2 separate regions of the Homo sapiens genome follow, and region 2 is linked to region 1. Evidence: chromatin loops called from intact Hi-C (ENCODE). Cell type or tissue: B cell. All regions are shown on one strand. Links, peaks and the distances in the headings refer to the core of each region. The heading gives the core; the rest is flanking DNA.

Region 1 (9,396 bases), core at 577-8,576:
ATCTTTCTATATTCCAACAGCATTTATTATCCAGAAAGTTTTTAAGATTCAAAACATTAACTCAATTATGCAAATAGCTTCTGTCAAGAAAATCTCTTCCTTTTAAATTTCTAAGACAAGCCTACCCGAGATGCCCCACCATTTTACCAGGAAGCTAGGTGATATCCCACGCCATGCTTTCTCTCCTGGGTTGTGCGGGAAGAGCTTCCATCTTTGTGCCTAAGCTGGAGGTCCCAGCACTACAGGGACCCCTCCTCTGATCCACAATGTCTAGTTTTTCACTTCAGTGAAAGGCTTATTAGGGAACTAGAAATCATGCTTATTTCACATGAACTTTCACATTTGATTTGAAACATGTTTGAGGATGTCTTTTTCTCTCCAACACTATCCTTGGGGAGCCTTTGACTAACTGCTATCCATAAAATCACGTCTCTTCTTGGAGTTTCTGAGACATATAAAGAAAGGTAGGTGGGAGAGAAAGTGAGCGATGGCTTCTTTTAGAATTTATTGATCATATTTATGAACCATTAAAAATATGGACTATTTGTATTTGTCACTTTTCTACAGCTGCTTTATCCTGGAAACTGAAAAGATTCTGCAATGGAAATTGTGTGCATCATAATCTATTACTGAACATGGCATGACTTTCTCTTTAAAAACAAGCAGGATTTGGGAGGGTTTGAAAGTTTCTCTGCTACTCCACTCATGTTATACTGAGGAAAATAAATTCACTTTAAAAACAATAGGGTTTTCAAGATTAGATAATGGCATTTGTCTTGTTTTGTTAGGTGACACTTTTACTAAGCAACTTAACTCTTCCAAATGGCATAAATTCTTGAGCTTACATTTTATTACTAAAATGTATAAAAATGCTTATAGATAACAAAACATTTTTAAAAGTATGTTAGATAAGGAAATCTACATTAAATGAATCATTAAGTCAGGAAAATACTTTCTTTGGACTTCATAACATTATTACAAGTCATTAAATGTACCATTGTATCTACCTGCAATTTTAGTTTAATTTCTGCAACAGAGATCCACTTAGAACTATAAAGATCTATAGTAATATGGTTAATTATAGCTACAGTATTTCTCTATGACTGTGTAGAGTCAATTCATTTTTCAGATTCTCTAATATTTCATTAAAATATATACCAGGTTTCCTAATCAATTGATATATCAAAAAATGCAGTATGAGAGTAATTCTCATATGAAAACAGCGAGTCGTCACTTTATTCACTGAGATTTCCTTTTATGGTAACCAAACCCACACAAAGTCATTTTTGGCACCCACTGCCAACAAAGGAGCGGAATTCCAAATACAGTTTTGCATTCACAGTTAAAATTTTCTCTAGTGGGTTTTAAGTGCTATGAAAGGAGTAAGATAATTTACTGGAGAATAAAACTCAGGGGATATGACTTTGGGTTTCCTGTGGATGCTGCTACAGCCCACAGGAGTCCTCTAGTCAGTAAAGACAGACATTGTCTGGCAGGCTCATCACACTTTTCAGAGGGGGATCATGTTAAAAAAGAGATTACCTCTGCATGGCTATTTCAGTGGTAATGGAACTAAAGGAACTGAAGCGAAAGAAAATGATATTACAGGGAAGAGCAGGCATTCTTCTAGAAGTGTGCCCTCTCCTTTGGCCACTCTTCAGAGTCCCACTCAAATAAGTTTGGCACCCAGTTAAATAATTTCCCCAGACAGGGTCCCAAAGGAAAGACACATAAACAGCCTCCTAGATGGACCTCCTCAGAGGTCTCTTCAGGATAACGGCTGGGTGGGATTGGCAGGAAGACAGGCTTACTCTGCAGAGGAATAAAGACCTACAGTACCCAGGGTTGTCAATCTGGGATCTTTTGCTTAGGAAAACATTATCTCAGAAAAAAACCTTACCTCAGGAAATTAATCATTACTTGAGTGGTGGCAAAAGTCAAGTGAGCATTAAATAATGACATCCTAAATAATGACGGTATACAATGACTGGCAGCAAACACGGCTTCTCCACTTCCAACATTTTAATAATAAAACATTTTTAAAAATGTAAATGGTCACTTGGTCTTTTCTTGAGGATTTGGTGGTATGACACTTCTAAACATTTCGTCTTTTGTTGAGGATTTGTGGTTTGACACTTGTAAACAAAATACGTGTCTTATGGTAATAATTAGTGAATGACATTTTAGAAGGGACATCATTGTATTTGTTATTAAAGTGCCACAGATCAGTTGTAAAATCTTTAAAAAATACATGAACATCTCGGGGCATTGTAGTTGTAACATTGATCCCACGAGTCACTTAGACACTCATTGCCCAACCACCGCTCAGAGCATATATGCTCAGAGAGTATGGGATGAGGGGAAAAAGGAACTACCAAGAAAGAAGGCGTGATGAGTGCCAGAGTCCAGCTGAATAAAGACTTATTTCCACAGGATGATTTTTAAAAAGGTGGCTTCCTGAGAGCCAAATTCATTATAAAGGCTTCTTTTAGTAAAAATTCCCATAACAACCTCAGTTCTCTCCAAAATGAGCAAGTTGTCTATATGGAGAAAACTCTATTATATACAATCCTGCCAAGCAATTCAGAAAACTTTTGGAGAAAAGTAAAAATACTGTGATGATCATCCTCTAATTTGATGTAATTAAAATCTAATTTGATATTTAAAGCCTAATGAGAAACAAACATATTTTTTCACATGGGCTGCAATGCAGGCATCATTGCATATATTTGTAGAGTTTGCCTATTTAGTCAAGATATTTATGACTTATTTTGGCTACAGCATGCTGCTTTTAATATTTTGTCATACCTTTTAAAATAATTTTTTAAATTGTGATTTCACTTTTCTACTGAGATGTTTTCTCATTATACAGCAAAAGTTATTAGGATTCACTAAGTAGAGTCTAACATGAAAATAAACTTTGTCAGAAATAAATTCTGTCGAATAATGCTATTTTAATTATAACAATGATAATTAATTATAATTAAGATTGGTGGGCTGGGTGCAGTGGCTCACGCCTGTAATCCCAGCACTTTGGGAGGCCGAGGTCAAGAGATCGAGACCATCCTGGCCAACATGGTGAAACCCTGTCTCTACTAAAAATACAAAAATTAGCCGGGCATGGTGGCAGGTGCCTGTAGTCCCAGCTACTTGGGAGGCTGAGGCAGAAGAATCACTTGAACTCGGGAGGCAGAGGTTGCAGTGAGCCAAGATTGTGCCACTGCACTCCAGCCTAGCGACAGAGCAAGACTCCGTCACAAAAAAAAAAAAAAAAAAAAAAAAAGACTAGTCTACTATGAAAAACAAAATACAACAAAACAACACTTTTCTCTCTAGATGGAAAATATATTGTTTCCTCCCTCCAGTTTATATATGAGTCCATAGTAGGCCAAAACAGCTTTTCAAGTTTAATGTAACAAGAGAGTAAGAATAAATAAATTTTAGTTATTAACCTGTTATCCTCATATCAAAAAACTGCATCACAACCGTCTTTGATTTCCAAGATGCCAACTCTCCTCACAGGAACTCATGCACAACTTCTGGGAATCTAAAAGATGAATAAGAAGATTTAAAAGATGATGACATCTGTAATGAATTTAATAAGCACGCTCATTCTTCTTCACTCACAGAACCTGCCTTCCTTTAGGAAAGAAAATTTGGAACTGGATCTCTCAAGAAGCTTTTTTTTTTTGCCCCCAGGAAAGAATTTCCTTTCTTTTAACATAGTTTAAATCTTTTGAATAAATACTTGTAATTAAAGGGAATTCCCTGTAACAGTGAAATGCTAGAGTTAAAACTTCAAGTACCAGCACTAGAAATTGTGTCATTGTAGTCCATGATACGGTTCTGCCACAAAGCTGAGATTTCTACAGAACTTCTTTGGGTGTATTAGCAACTAAACCTCGCAGGATGAAGTCTCAGATAACCTTGTTGTAAATTTGTTTCTATAGTTTATTTCAGCAATGTTATACTTTGTGCTAAAATTAAATTCTGAAATAGGAATCCAAACCCAACCAAAGCAAAATTCAGACTTTAAAAGTCTAGTAAGTAATGAAGAAAGGAACTTTTCATATATGGAATTAATATTTATTCAAGTATGATCCAAAGAAATGCATGGAAGATCAAACTACCTAATCTGAATAGATTAATCAACAATCTTAACAGAGTTTATCTCCCAGTATAAAAGACCTACTTAAAAATAATATTATAATACCCATAATCGTATATTTGTTATTTTTTTAAAAAAATCGCCCTTTTGTCCTGACAAGTTATTACAAAACTCCCATAAGAATAACTAAAGCATTAAAACATAACAGTTAAAGTGTGCTTTCCTGCAGTACCACTTCATGTGAACATTCAAAGTGCTTAAAGGAAGTAGTTTGCTTCAGTTTCCCCCTCCTTTCTGCACACCACTGCAGTAGCACTTCAGGACACCCTGTGCACTTGAGACATGAATCATTATAAGCAAGTAGGCCCACTCGGTTCCTCAAAAGACACAAAAGGTGCAAAAATAGCTTCTGCAATTGAAGCAAGAACCACGTCAGTAACCAGATGAATGTGGGTGGTCACATAAGATTCTGGTGCTGCAAAGGGCAAATTATTAAGCAAATGCTAGATTTATTTTCTTTTTTAAACTTTATTCTTCTTGCCTCAAATCAACCGTTTGCTGGCACTCAAAGTGACACCTGACAAGGTCTACTATTCTCAAAATTGAAACTTTCATCAATGCTAAAGAGCATGATTCATTAACATAGAAGGAATAGAGATGATATCCTAAAAAATATACATTTTCTATAAGATAATTAACTATATCTCTATCTATCTATCTATTTTTTTTGAGACGGAGTCTTGCTCAGTCACCCAGGCTGGAGTGCAGTGGCGCGATCTCGGCTCACTGCAAGCTCTGCCTCCCGGGTTCACGCCATTCTCCTGCCTCAGCCTCCCAAGTAGCTGGGACTACAGGCACCCACCACCACGCCCAGCTAATTTTTTTGCATTTTTAGTAGAGATGGGGGTTTCACCATGTTAGCCAGGATGGTCTCGATCTCCTGACCTCGTGATCCACCTGCCTTGGCCTCCCAAAGTGCCGGGATTACAGGCGTGAGCCACCGTGCCCGGCCAACTATATCTATATTTTTAACACACTAAATATCACATCTGTTTTAAAAAATCAAATAAAAGCACTTCAAAAAAAACCCACAAAAACTATAATCTAGGCTAAAGTAAAGCATGGCATTCCTCAAAAAAAAAAAAAAAAAAAAAAAAAAAAAAAAAAAAAGAAGAAGAAGAAATCACTGAGTTATTTTGTACTCCAAGCAAAATGCATCCAAGACATAAATGGGCCAAGGTTCTAAAGATGCAGATATTTATACGGAACCTTAACTTGCAGTAGTCAGTGACTACCTGTGACTGGTAATCTCACAGTCACCAAATTAAGAGGCAAGAAGGTAAAAGAAGAGCTTAATTTTCAGTAGGCCAGCACCAACCTCCCTTCCCTTCCAGAAATCATCATTCCTACCAGCAGTCTCCACAGGCAAAACAGAGCACGTGAGTGCCCCCCAACAAGCTCTGATGGGACAGCATTCCCAGTTCTGACTCCGTTTTTCCAGTCTTACTTTCTAAGATGATGGCTACTGGAAATGGTAAACACTCCTTTCATGACATGCACATGTATTTGAAATTGTAGATTACAGAAGAGCCCCCTTTTTACCCGGTAAGAGGATTCAAAAACTGGTTCTGTTGCATCACTCATGACCTTTTAAATGTTTGGGTTTCTCTTGAAGAAGAGAAAAGCAATGGTAATCATGTTATACTTATCCTTACCTTAAAGAAAGTTCCAGATGAGCATGATTTTAAAGCAAAGATGCAAATAATATTAGCATGAAAGATATGATATCAATTGCAGCGTTTTTGCACAAATCATTTTGTTATAAATTGAAATCAGTAATGGCCTCTACATGGGACTTGGTTATTGTTCTTATTGAAATGGAGATATGGAGATGCCATCTCAGAAATTTATTTTTTGCATTAATTTTAAGTGAGTTTTTGTGTCTTTATTTCTCCATCAAAATAAAAGAAAATCCTTTCATCAAACAGCTCTTGAGAATGTACTATGACAACTCATGCTCTTATTCTCAAGAAATCAACAGTTTACATAGTATGCTATTAAAGAAATGGACTAAAGGAGGAAAGATGATTATTTCTTTAACTTTGCTTTTAGGTTATTAGCTTCATAAGAACTTAACAGGCAATGAAACCTTAATATTTAATAAAACAAACAAGTTTTCAGAAATAGTGCTAATGAATCTTGATAAAAATCCAAAGGTCATTTAAAATTCCTTCCTAAATATGAGGTAAAAATTATATTTCACTTCACCACATACAAGATGGTTTTTCTGTCAACCTGCAGGTTAATGGAAGAGACCCTTGAAAATATTTTCCAATCCTCCATCTCCTATTTGTAATAAACACTTGGAAGATTTGAGTATTACTGTTTCTATCCCAGTGGTTTCTCAGCCTTCCCATTCTTAGAAGAAAAAAAATCCTTGGCATTAGTTACTTGTTGTTGGATGCTTATAGGTTATTACTATTAAGCTAAGCAAGAGTCAAGCTACTGATTCATAGATGACAGATAAGATAGACATTTTAAAAATACCCATTGTTAGTGGGGTTGTCTTTTTCCATTCTCTACTTTTCCAAATTGTTTCAAAACAAGTTACAGTTAATGCTTTAATATGACTCTTACATGAATCTAGCAAGAGGTGAAGGTTTCATTGGCAGAACTCTCAAGTACCTCCCATCACCCTTGTTTTTTCTGAGGTTAAATAAATACACACTATATCACAATTTTAGGAGAAGAGCTGATAAGGTAAACCAGTTACACTTTAGATGAGCATTGTCATAATTAAAAACAATAATTATTGGCTGGATGTAGTGGCTCACACCTGTAATCCCAGCACTTTGGGAGGATTGCTTAAGACCAGGAGGTTGAGACCAGTCTGGGCAACAAAGCAAGACCCTATCTCTATAAAAAAAAATTTAAGCAGGTGTGGTGGTGCACATCTGTAGTCCCAGCTGCTTGGGAGGCTGAGGTAAGAAGATCATTTGAACCCAGGAGTTTGGCGCTGCAGTGAGCTATAATTGCACCAGTCTGGGGGATAGAGTGAGACCCCGTCTCAAAAATAAATAAATAAATAAATAAAAACAACATCAATGAAAATAATTCTTATAAACTCAATGGAAAAATGGCAAATAGAAACTGGAAACAAGATATGATAGTTTTATTTCTCAGTAAAAAGAGTGTTTAAGTATTACATGTTTAAAAGAATGAACACTACTCTTCACTAGAGAAGAGACACTTTACTCTTATAGTAGGGAATAGAAAAGATTCAAAAGTAGTGACTAAAGATGGGAGAAGAGCACTGAAAGAGATATCAATGTTCAAGATATAATCCATCAATTTCACAAGCTTTTTGTAGAGGCATCTTTTCCTCTCTACAAAAAAAAAAAAAAAAAGACTCTAAATGGGCCCATTGTTCCACTCTGGAGTGCGTAAAGTGGCAAAGGAAGAAGAGGCTGCGAAGGACTAGAGAAGGCAGGTACAGGATAGACAACACACATACACACACACACATACATTGACAGGATGATGACTATAAGCTTAGATCTTCAGAAATATTTTTGATATAAAGGTAATGGATGAGGTTGGGGTTGAAATGTAAAAAAGAAAACATATTAAAGGGACATGACTAGGAAAAGAGAAACATAGTAGTTTTGGAACATGGGGCAATTCATTACTGGGACAACAATGTAGAAGGTTTTGAAAAGTCAAGAAGGTGCATGGAAGGAAGGATTCCCACAGAGTTTTCATAATAGGAGGCTGGGGCAAACTGAGTCCAAATTAGCCAGAAACTGCCCATAAAAATGACACCAAAGCTACATATGGTCTATTGCTGATTCTCAGCAGGTAGTGCAGGAGCACAGAAAAGATAGGAAACAAAGCATTGTGTAAATTAAAACTAGTGAAAACAAACAAAAAAAGCAGATACATGTGCATTAGAGATTGTAACTTAGGCCTCTTTAAATAGGATTTCTGATTATTCTATGATACTTTAAGACATTTACTTATACCTAATGTTAAATGACGAGTTAATGGGTGCAGCACACCAATATGGCACATGTATACATATGTAACAAACCTGCACATTGTGCACATGTACCCTAAAACTTAAAGTATAATAAAAAAAAATCCCCCCCTCAAAAAAAAGACATTTACTGAATGCCTACGATATGCCAGAAATGGGCTGTATTTACACAATACAGAAAAAGAAAAGACAAGCATTGCATTTAAGAGCACAGAGCTGGCTGGGTATGGTGGCTCACACCTGTAATCCCAGCACTTTGGGAGGCCCAGGCGGGCAGCTCACTTGAGGTCACGACTTCAAGACCAGCCTAGCCAACATGGTGAAACCCTGTTTCTACTAAAAATACAAAAATTAGCCGGGTGTGGTGGCTGGAACCTGTAATCCCAACTACTCAGGAGGCTGAGGCAGGAAAATCTCTTGAACCCGGGAAGCAGAGGTTGCAGTGAGCCAAGATCACACCACTGCACTCCAGTCTGGGTAACAGAGCAAGACTCCATCTCGAAAAACAACAACAACAAACAAACAAACAAAACAAACAAACAAACGAAGAGCTCAGAGCTTCAGCGGGGAGATATTTGTGAATTAGTTCAACAAATGACATAAATATAAACAGATTACAAAGGAGATTACAAGAGGGAATGGTCACTCCTTTCTGGAAAGTTAGAAAAGGCTTTCTAGATGTAACGACACTGAACTTAATATTTAAATAAAACTATATATGCTAATATACAGAAATGCACAGTTATCAATGTTAGATTTAGAGACAAATACATTTGTCAGATGAAATAAAAATACAAGACTCTACCATTCCGGTTTCTCTATGATTATATATACTTTATTTTGTGTGATGGAATGTTGGTTCATGAGGATGCTTGGGGAATAAGGTGTTCTAGTTAATACAATCTTATGGTTAGGTAAAGACCACAGAGAAAATCATTTTTTGTTAAACATCTGGTGGTAATTTATTTTCAAAAGTACACTAGCTTTTGCCTTGAGTTAATTACAGTCTACTAACCATAATTTAATCTTCCTTTGATGGTTCAGGATCATATAGTGTTCTCCAGTCATTCTGCATCTTGGCTGTGCTCATCTGGTATTGGCCATGCAAACTTCTCCCAACATGTGTCCTTAAAACACACGTCATGTTTTCTAAGATAAGAGCTATAACCTAGGTTTGTTTTCTTGACCCAATTTGACATCACGTAAGTCATATATCTGACTAACTTGATTTTAGGAGCAAATATATGACTAC
Region 2 (9,396 bases), core at 755-8,754, 130 kb after region 1:
GTGGCCTATATTTTGATCTTTAAGATCTTGCTTCTGATTTTTATAGTTTATCTATTTCCTTCTTCACTTTCAGGCTGTCAGTGATTACATTTGCAGTCAACATGCCATCCTTTACCAGTGACAATGTTTGACTTCCATATACTGCTCCTAATCTCTAGCCAATCAGATCATCAAGCCTATTAAAACTAAGCCTAAAATAAGGACAAACAAGCTCTGAGTGAAGGCTGAATAGGTATTTTCTACCATTGCAGTTTGATAAAATCATTTCATGCATTATCCGTTTCTTTCTGATGAGATATTTCTATTACCCAACTGACCATGCCACCCATTTAAGAAGATAATTTAAAGAAATGTTTTACCAACAAAATTTCCCACTCTTCTCTCATTCTCTTCTAAAATAAACAAAACAGGCCAGGCATGGTGGCTTGCGCCTGTAATCCCAGCACTTTGGGAGGCTGAGGCAGGCAGATCACGAGGTCAAGAGATTGAGACCATCCTGGCCAACATGGTGAAACCCCATCTCTACTAAAAAACACAAAAATTAGCTGGGTGTGGTGGCGCATGCCTGTAGTCCCAGCTATATGAGAGGCTGAGGCAGGAGAATTGTTTGAACCCGGCAGGCAGAGGTTGCAGTGAGCCAAGATTGTGCCACTGCAATCCAGCCTGGTGACACAGCGAGACTACGTCTCAAAAAATAAAAATAAAGATAAACAAAACAAAACAACAACAACAACAACAAACCTACACTTCTGCTTAGAAGCAAGATCCCTACTGCCAGAAAAGTCTTCTTTAAGTACAGTCCATAGAAATGGTATCTTAATATATAAACCACTGTTTCTCAAAGAGTAGTTCTCAGATCACCGGCAGCAGAATTACCTAATTTACCTCTTAACATTAAGGTTCCCTGTGCCTCACCTCAGACCTAGTGAATCACATGCGTAGAGCATGGGGGCCTGAATTTTTTAACGCTCCTTGAAAGACCATCGTGCATGATACAGCTTGAATCCACTGATCTAAATAACCAAAGAGTACACATTGAAAATGTCAGTCTGAGCCCTAAAGACTCAAGTCCTCTATTTTACTACCAGTCTGCAAAATTTAATGAATGCCACCCTCTGCAATGCACTGGATAAAATTAAGTTTAAAAAGTTCAAGACAATAAAGTTTAAAGGTCACCTCTACCCAGAGAGTTTCCACTTTAATATGGAAGACAAAGCACAAACACATTAAAAAAAAAAAAAAAAAAAAACTTAAAAATAAGCACAAACAACATTTCAGGGGAGCCCAGTGAATAGAGGACAAACGTGCTGAGAGGGGCAGAGCCTAGGACTGAACAGAATACAGTTGGGATTCAGAAAGGAAGAATTCTAAAACAAGTTTGGGGCAGAATTTAAACATAGCAATTTTCAAGTGGGTCTCTAAAAAGGTGTGATGATTGCCATAGGGCATTTAAGATCAAGGAGAAAATATGTATAATCATATCTCTTGGTACCATAGTCAACACAGAAAGAGAAGTGTCCTGCAGGCTTATTAAAAAGATGAGATATTGGTTTGGGAAAACCTCCCTGAAAAGAAGGTTTTATAAACATATATTATCTTTTGAGGCAGACAGAGGAGGTATTGTTATCCCCAGATTTACAGACGAGGAGACTAAGAATCATCTGAGACCCTTTTTTGCAGGGTTCTTATTATAGGACAAAGCTGGTCCTTTCCTTCCATCAGGGACTCTTTGCTCAGCCTGACACTGCTCCCAGGAGAAGGATCATTAATTCACTGTCTCAGAAATGAGACAACAAGCCATTCAAAAACATATTTCTCCCTCTGTCCAGTTCAAGAAACAATCAGGGGAAATGTGTGTGAGTGTTTGTGTGTCTGTGATGCGTATGTGTGCATGATATGTGTGCATGCATGTAGATCTATGCATGAGTGTGTGTGTCGAGGGTATCACTGACTAATTTAACTGACCGCTCATCATTTCATAATTAATGAGTTACTGTATTTTAGTGTCTAATGGATGTTTCAGTGCTAGTACTTATGGCTAATGATACTGAAAAGCAAAAGCCAATCAAAGTCTCTGACTTTGTGATTTGATTTGTGATCAAGATAATTATCTGAAATCTCCATACTGGGTTAGTGACAGCAGGTTTCCTCTGGCTGTGCTATCCAGTATGGTAGGCACTAGCCATATGTGGCTGCTTAGGTTTAAATATAAAATTAGCATTAAATAAAATTTAAAAATTAGTTCCTCAGCTGCACGGCCACATTTCAAGTACCCCAAAGCCACTTGTGTTTAGTGGCTACCATATTGGCCAATGCAGTTCAATTGGAGAGCACTGCTCCAGAGTGTCAGTCTTTCTGAAAAGACAACTTCAGGCCTCAGTGTATACAACCATTGTTATTTACATCTAGTTCCAAACACATGCTAATAACAGTGATCGAACTTTTGTCCCTCCCACTAAGGCTTCTCAAGCCCCTCTAGTAGAATTCATATATTTCTCCTCAGAAATCCCTTCCCCCTTCTCCTCATCACACCTCTCTTCTCGTGGCTGTTTTCATCCTGGCTTGATAGCTACGTGCACATCCATCTCCTCTACAGTCAGCTTCTCAAGGCCAGTGGGTCATGTTCAGTTACCAGTAATGGTCCATGGCCTTTTAGGAACCGCGTCGCACAGCACCAGGTGAGTGGTGGGCAAGCGAGCATTACTGCCTGAGCTCCACCTCCTATCAGAGCAGCGGTAGCATTAGATTCTCATAGGAGCGTGAAACCGACTGTGAACCGCGCATGCGAGGGATCTAGGTTGCATGCTCCTTATGACAATCTAATGTCTGATGATCTGAGGTGGAACTGTTTCATCCGGAAACCATCCACCATCCCCACACCATGGAAAAATTCTCCTCCATGAAACTGGTTCCTGGTGCCAAAAAGGTTGGAGACTGTGAGTTTAAAGAATGGTAAGGTTTTGTGATCATTCCTACGAGGTAGATGCTTAGGTGGAATTATTGCTTGTGCTGCACATTTATAAGGAGAAGAAAAAATCAAATGATTTTAGAAGTGGGTATGAAAATGTACTTAGCAGACATAAATCAGAAAAGCACTGGGCTGTATTGGAGGTATTGTTATCCCCAATTTACAGACGAGGAGACTAAGACTGTCATCAGCCAGCACACAGAGGATGGCCCCTTACCACAGCAGGGAGACAAAACCAGGACTCATGGTGACCTATGGGAACCGAACTGCTTAGCTTAGGATGAGCTTGTCAAAAAGTTGTATCAATTCATTTCTTACTCATGCTGTTACAACATCTTCAAAAACTCAAGCCTTGGGATGCTAATGAGAACTTCTACTTTCACTCTGACGACTTCTGAAACACGAAAAACGTACATTTCCTTCATGCTATCATTTGGATAGTTTCAAAGTACCTGAAGTATGAACAATATCTGATTTTTTCAATAAACCAGTTTGAGGGGGAAAACCCATGGATCAGGGCACACTGGCTGTCCCCATGAAGACAGAAAATACTAAAAAGGATTGAAGAGTTATCACACTGGTACTTCACTGCTCACTGCTTTCTTTTGCCAGCTTCAATGCCATACTTAACTAAGTATCTAATTGCCATACTTAACTAAGTTTCTAGGCACTTTCCCACAAGCCTTGGAAGAAAGAGGTGTCTACAGGGCCACCATAGACCAGAGGAAAGGTAAAACACGGGAAATGAAACCAAGTAACGTGGTGAGAGCACAACTGATGACAATCACAGAGAGCACAGTCGACTGCAGGGGGTGCTGAATGTGGCCTTCAGAGGAAGTGAAACTTAGAACAGGGCCAAAGATGCATCACTTTCCACAAGAAAAGTCACCCACTCTTGCCCCATCCTCACCTCCACGCCATCTCGTGGCTCACCATTGTGGCATTTCTTCATCGTCAACATTCCAGATTGATAAAAAGTAGTAAATTAAAGACTGGCCCAGCAAAGTCCCTGATCAGCCGGATCACCAGCAGCAAGTTGCACGTTTGCACGTGTCTCTCCCACCACAGTGTACCGCAAAACTCAGTCAGGTTAGAGCCCTGAAATATTATCAGGCTCTCAGTATATGAAAAAAAAAAAAGTGCCTGAGATGTGCTTGGAGATTGCAGTCATAGTACTGGGGATGGGCTCTGGCAGCAGCCCCTTGAAGCAGAACCTGAGCTAACACTGCGTATCCGTAGGTAACCGTGGGCAAGCAACTGACCCTTCTTGGTGCCCCCATTTTCTCACATGTCAGCCACAGTTATCATGTGCCATCAAATTTAAGTGGTCTACCAATTCTAAGACATAAGCTTTTTTTTCATATTTTAACATTTTTGAAATCAGAATGTGTCTTACTATGGATGGCATCTTTCAAAAAAAATTGGAATCTTTGTTTTCCTTTCTTAGAGGTACATCAAATGCCATCTTACAACCGATGATACCTTAGAGTCTATGAAATTTGGAGCCTACTTTATAAAGTATCGATAAAGATTAAATTAGTTAATTTAGGTCAAGTATTTAGAATAGCGGTTGGTCTTGAGTAAGCTGCTCAGTAATTATTAGTCACTATTAAATTTATGACTCTGAAAATGGGCAGAGTCATAACAGACAATCAACACATTTTTACTCATAAACTGTGTGTTAAAATGATGGCTGATGCAGAAGTGTTGCAGGGAGAGGTTAAATGACTATTCAAAACCTGATGTATCCCCAGCCCTTGGTGCATAGTAGTTGGTACATAATAAATAATTGTTAACTAAATCAATTGAATGCACAACCCAGCCTTACTCATGCCAAAAGTCTCTTCATCAAACATAAATATCTAATATTCTTTCCATACAAAGGGAAACCAGCAAGAACATGGTTCTTTTATGCTAAGTGACAAAGAGCAGATTCCTACTTTTTGAAGGCTTTGAATATTTTTCCAGATGAAGACTTCATGCAGGTTTTCTTCTCCGGTAATGCCCTTTCTACCTCAACTTTCCACAAATTTAAATCCTGAGCCCCTTCTTTTAAGGCCCAATTCAAATTTCATCTCCTCTAAGAACTGTTTTTCCCCACTATTTCTCCCCCATTTAATCTTCTTTCTATTCCTACTCCTTACATTTACCTCAGCTACCATTAAACACTTAATTTGAACCTCACTGGACACAATAATATTAAAATATTGTGTAAGAATGGGAACTGGGTCATGATTGTCACTGCTTCCCCTGGAGAGCCTTACGCAAGAGGGAAATCTGCTTGAATCCTCTTGTTATGTGTGGAATTGTGGCCCCCCAAAAAGAAACATTGAAGTTCTAACTTCCATACCTCAGAATGCAGCCTTGTTTGGAAATAAGGTCCTTGCAGATGTAATTAGTTAGGATGACATCACACTGTAGTAGGGTGGGCCCCTTATCCAACATGACAGAAATGGCGAACACTACATGAAGACTGAGGCAGAGACTACAGTAATGAGGAGCCCAGGAACAACTAGGATTGCAAACCATGGCCAGAGGCTGGGAGAGAGGCACAGAACAGATTTCCCCTCACAGCCCTCAGAAGAGCTAACCCTGCTGACACCTTGGCTTCACACTTGCAGCCTCCAGAACTGTGAGACAATAGATGTCTTTTGTTTTCAGCCACCCAGCATGTGGGACTTTATCACAGCAGCCCTGGCAAAATCTCTATTGCACCTCTCCTCACATAGATGCTATGACACTGGACTCTCTTTTATTATGGACCTCTAGCCAGCCTTTCTTAATCTTGGTGGCATCACTCCCTTGAATCAGGCCTGTAAAAGTTAGGGTTTCTCCAGAGTTAGCCCCACACTCTCTTTTCGTCTCTGTTCTCTTTACACCCTCTCATCCACTACAACTCAGACACCATCTATACATTAAGGACACCCACTTCCATCTCCAGACCACCCCTTCCTCCAGACTCCTATGATCAACTGACTACTTGGCATCTCCATTTAGATAATTCAAAGCCGCTTTAAACTCAACAAATCCAAAAACAAAAGTCACCACTTTCTTAAACCTGGCTTTCCCCTTAGTGAGCCCCATCCCAATAAATTGTGCCTCTGCCCATTCAGGCATGCAGACCACACACTTAGGACTCATTCTAGGCTACGTCCTCTCCTTCACTCTCTACAGGTACTATCAAGCCCTATCTATTTCTCCTCCTGGAAATCTCTCAAATCTCACCAATCTTTCTCTGGTCTCCACCTCTACCTCTTTAATTCACTGTAGTGGATTAGTCTAGTGTAGTCATCTACTCCCTGGTTTACTGCAGTAATCTCTTGACTAGTTCTAGATCCAATCTTGCCACCCTCCAATTTGTTCACCATGCAAAGCTCAACTACATAGTCCAAGTAAATTTCAAAATGCAAATCTAATCCTTTCATCCCCATGTCTGAACAACTTCTATGGGTTTCCATTCAAGTTGGGATGAAGACCAAAATCCTAAACTGAGTTTATAAGACCCTGTGTGGACCAAGCCCTGTGCAGCTCCCTTGTTCTTGGTGCTCCAGCCACAGCAGTGTTCCTTTACGCCTTTGATTAGAACCATGATCCCACTGATCACAGGTCCTGTGCCCTAGCTGTTCCCTCCACCTGGAGAATCCACCAACCCCTTCACTTATTTAATGCTCCCCATTAGTCAATTTGGGCTCAAGACATCCGTTTCTCAGAAAAATCTTTCCCTGACTTCATCAAAGAGATGAAGCTCTCCTGTTCTCCTCTCTCCTGGCACCTTAAAAGCATAATTTATAATTATAAGAGTAGGAAAGAAGTTATCAACTAATTTATAATTCTACAGCTGTATGATTGTCAGATTAATATGGATTAGGGTCCTCCAATGAGGACTGAAACTCTTTGTTCCTGCTGTATCCCCAGCTCTCAGATCAGCATCCAGCACCTAACAGCTACTCAATAAGTATTTGTTAAATAATCAACAGTAAGCAAATATCCTTTACATATTGAAAGAAACTACTGTTTTAATTGTATACCATATTATGATGGAAATTATTTCTCTAGAAAGATACATACAGTATTTAATTTTCCTAAGGCTTCTACTGTAGCATAATGGACATACTATAAATGTGACAGGCTGGTTTACTGTATGTTAACTATATTTTAAATGCACTTCTTCTAATATTGTACTGTTAATAATTATGCTGCCATAAGCAATTATTAACTTATGTCACTCATCCAAAATTTCAAAGGTGATTAGTTGATAACTTCTTTGCTACTCTTATTCCAATAGTCCAAAAACAAGTAAATAAAATTTTACTAACAGTTTCGTATGTGATGTACTGTTGGTTTTATCACTAATTCTCTCTTCTCCAGGATCATCAACCTACTTGATATGAAAAACAGAATACATGAATAATGAAAACAAAGGTTATATCACTCCAACCCTATTAAACAATTTTCCTCAAAATTTTCTGAGTGCAGATCTTGGTACAGCTCTGCATAGGGACAGTGACAGCCACCGCAGCAGAAGCAACAGGTATGAATGACATCCACGTGACACTACATGCGCTGCAAGTGGCAACAATTCTGAGTGCATGTGGATTCCAAATAACAAATTTTATTCTCATTAACAGTGATGATAAAAAATATAACACATATTTCTAAATGATGGGAAAACATTAGTATTTCCTAACTTATTTCATTAAATAAGAATCTTATAAACAACTTCCAATCACACATGTACTCAACTACCACCAACCTTGATACAGAGGAGTCCAAAGTAAAGACAGCAAAGCTAATCCATATCCCAAATAATCATATCTGAGTATTAGACACAGAAATTCTGCTCTTATCAGATAAAGAAAGTAGCTTCACACACCTTCTCAAAATCATAATATGCTTCTGTAATTTTTTTTTTTTGAGATAGAGTCTTGCTCTGTTGCCCAGGCTACAGCGCAGTGGAGCAACCTTGGCTCACTGCAAGCTCCGCCTCCTGGGTTCAAGCAGTTCTCCTGCTTCAGCCTCTCGAGTAGCTGGGATTACAGGCATGCACCACCACGCCTGGCTGATTTTTGCATTTTTAGTAGACAGGTTTTGCCATGTTGGCCAGGCTGGTTTCAAACTTCTGACCTCAAGCAATCCACCCACCTTGGCCTCCCAAAGTGCTGGGATTATAGACGTGAGCCATCATGCCCGGAGCGTCTGTAATTTTAACAAGAACAATGTGAGCCATGAAATGAAACTACAACAGTCTCTCTACTTCAGTCTCAATACCTTTTTCCTTAAACCCTTTCCTCTTTGCCTCCCTATTTATTTTTCCCTATTTATTTTATTTACTTTTATTTATTTATCAATAGAGACCGGGTTTCGCCATTTTGGCCAGGCTGGTCTCAAAGTCCTGACCTCAGGTGATCCGCCTGCCTCGGCCTCCCAAAGTGCTGAGATTAAAGGCCTGAGCCATCGCTCACAGCCCTATTTATTTTTTTCTATTAAACGAACTCAAGAGTTAAAATTACAACAGCACCCAGAGAGTTGCCACGAATGTGGATGCGGCATTCTTCTAGCTGCATCCTCCTGGGTCTTCCACCCTAAAGCTTTAACAGACCGCGTGCCTCCTAACGACAGCATCTGGATGTTCTGCCCTGGCTTTGCGACGCTGCAGGCCTGTGGCTGTTTCAGAATTGTCTCCCCAAGATTCATGCCCATGAGATCATGCCAAGCTGACCTCTTCAGAACGTGATACCCTGAAGCACAGCTGTAAAAATAGAGCACTCCATAACAACTTCTTATTCACCAATAAAAAACATAATGTTCTTTCACTTTTAGGGAATTAACATGTTCATGTAATTTTTTGAAGACAAGGTGAAATAAATGAAGAAAAGAGCCTTAAGTTATATAAATGTATTTTCTCATGACAAAACAATGTAAAAACAAACACAGGTTCCAGTAATTTAGAAAAAGTGATGTCATAAAAGCCATGTAACCAAGTCTGAAGTCTCAAATCATTCCCACTATAATTTTTTAAATATTAACACCTGTAGTTAACACATTCATGTTTCTTTATAATACATAATTCCCTACCTATTATTTTACTTTTAAGTCATGCAATTTAGATTGTTTTATTCTTAAAATACATTCCTCTGCTTTGATTTTTATGTCTTTATTAACTTCAAGTTACCCATCTGTCCATTTCTCTACCAAATTTAATGACATTTTCATTTACTCACACTGGCTTTCTTAATTCCAGTATATTTTCAGTGTGTTCTTATTTTACAGTTACAAAAACACAAGCAGAAAGAAGCCTCAAAAATTATACAGACCTTTGAGGCAAGTCACCTCAACTTTCTTTTTTAATGAAACAGATTGAAATGAAAGTAAAATTAGAAAACAATACTGTTAAATGCCCTTTATGTGAAATATACAAAATATTCTCT

Evidence for each region. Peaks named below come from ENCODE experiments on the same cell type or tissue, not always from the same donor. Only the 100,000 strongest peaks of a DNase experiment are listed, where the experiment ranks them.
Region 2: it touches region 1 in a loop (1.8-fold over the local background); 2 of 110 quality-filtered maps call a loop at or near these places.

The regions. Positions count from the first base shown.
Region 1 is chr6:142,780,069-142,789,464 of GRCh38, forward strand. It overlaps HIVEP2 (HIVEP zinc finger 2), which reads right to left. Exons shown (of 10, transcript NM_006734.4): 3 at 3,453-3,547. Among named protein-coding and RNA genes, the nearest start is that of HIVEP2, 160 kb to the right of the region's middle. In B cell, for the core only: no CTCF peak of the experiment used is centred there; a DNase peak (open chromatin) is centred at 4,463; H3K27ac peaks cover 1,769 bases.
Region 2 is chr6:142,909,912-142,919,307 of GRCh38, forward strand. The region is part of intron 1 of HIVEP2 (HIVEP zinc finger 2); the gene reads right to left. Among named protein-coding and RNA genes, the nearest start is that of HIVEP2, 31 kb to the right of the region's middle. RefSeq lists enhancers at 2,113-2,969, 3,602-3,671, 3,902-3,981, 4,002-4,091. In B cell, for the core only: CTCF peaks have their summits at 3,884 (motif pointing left) and 4,085; a DNase peak (open chromatin) is centred at 3,780; H3K4me3 peaks cover 885 bases; H3K27ac peaks cover 3,589 bases.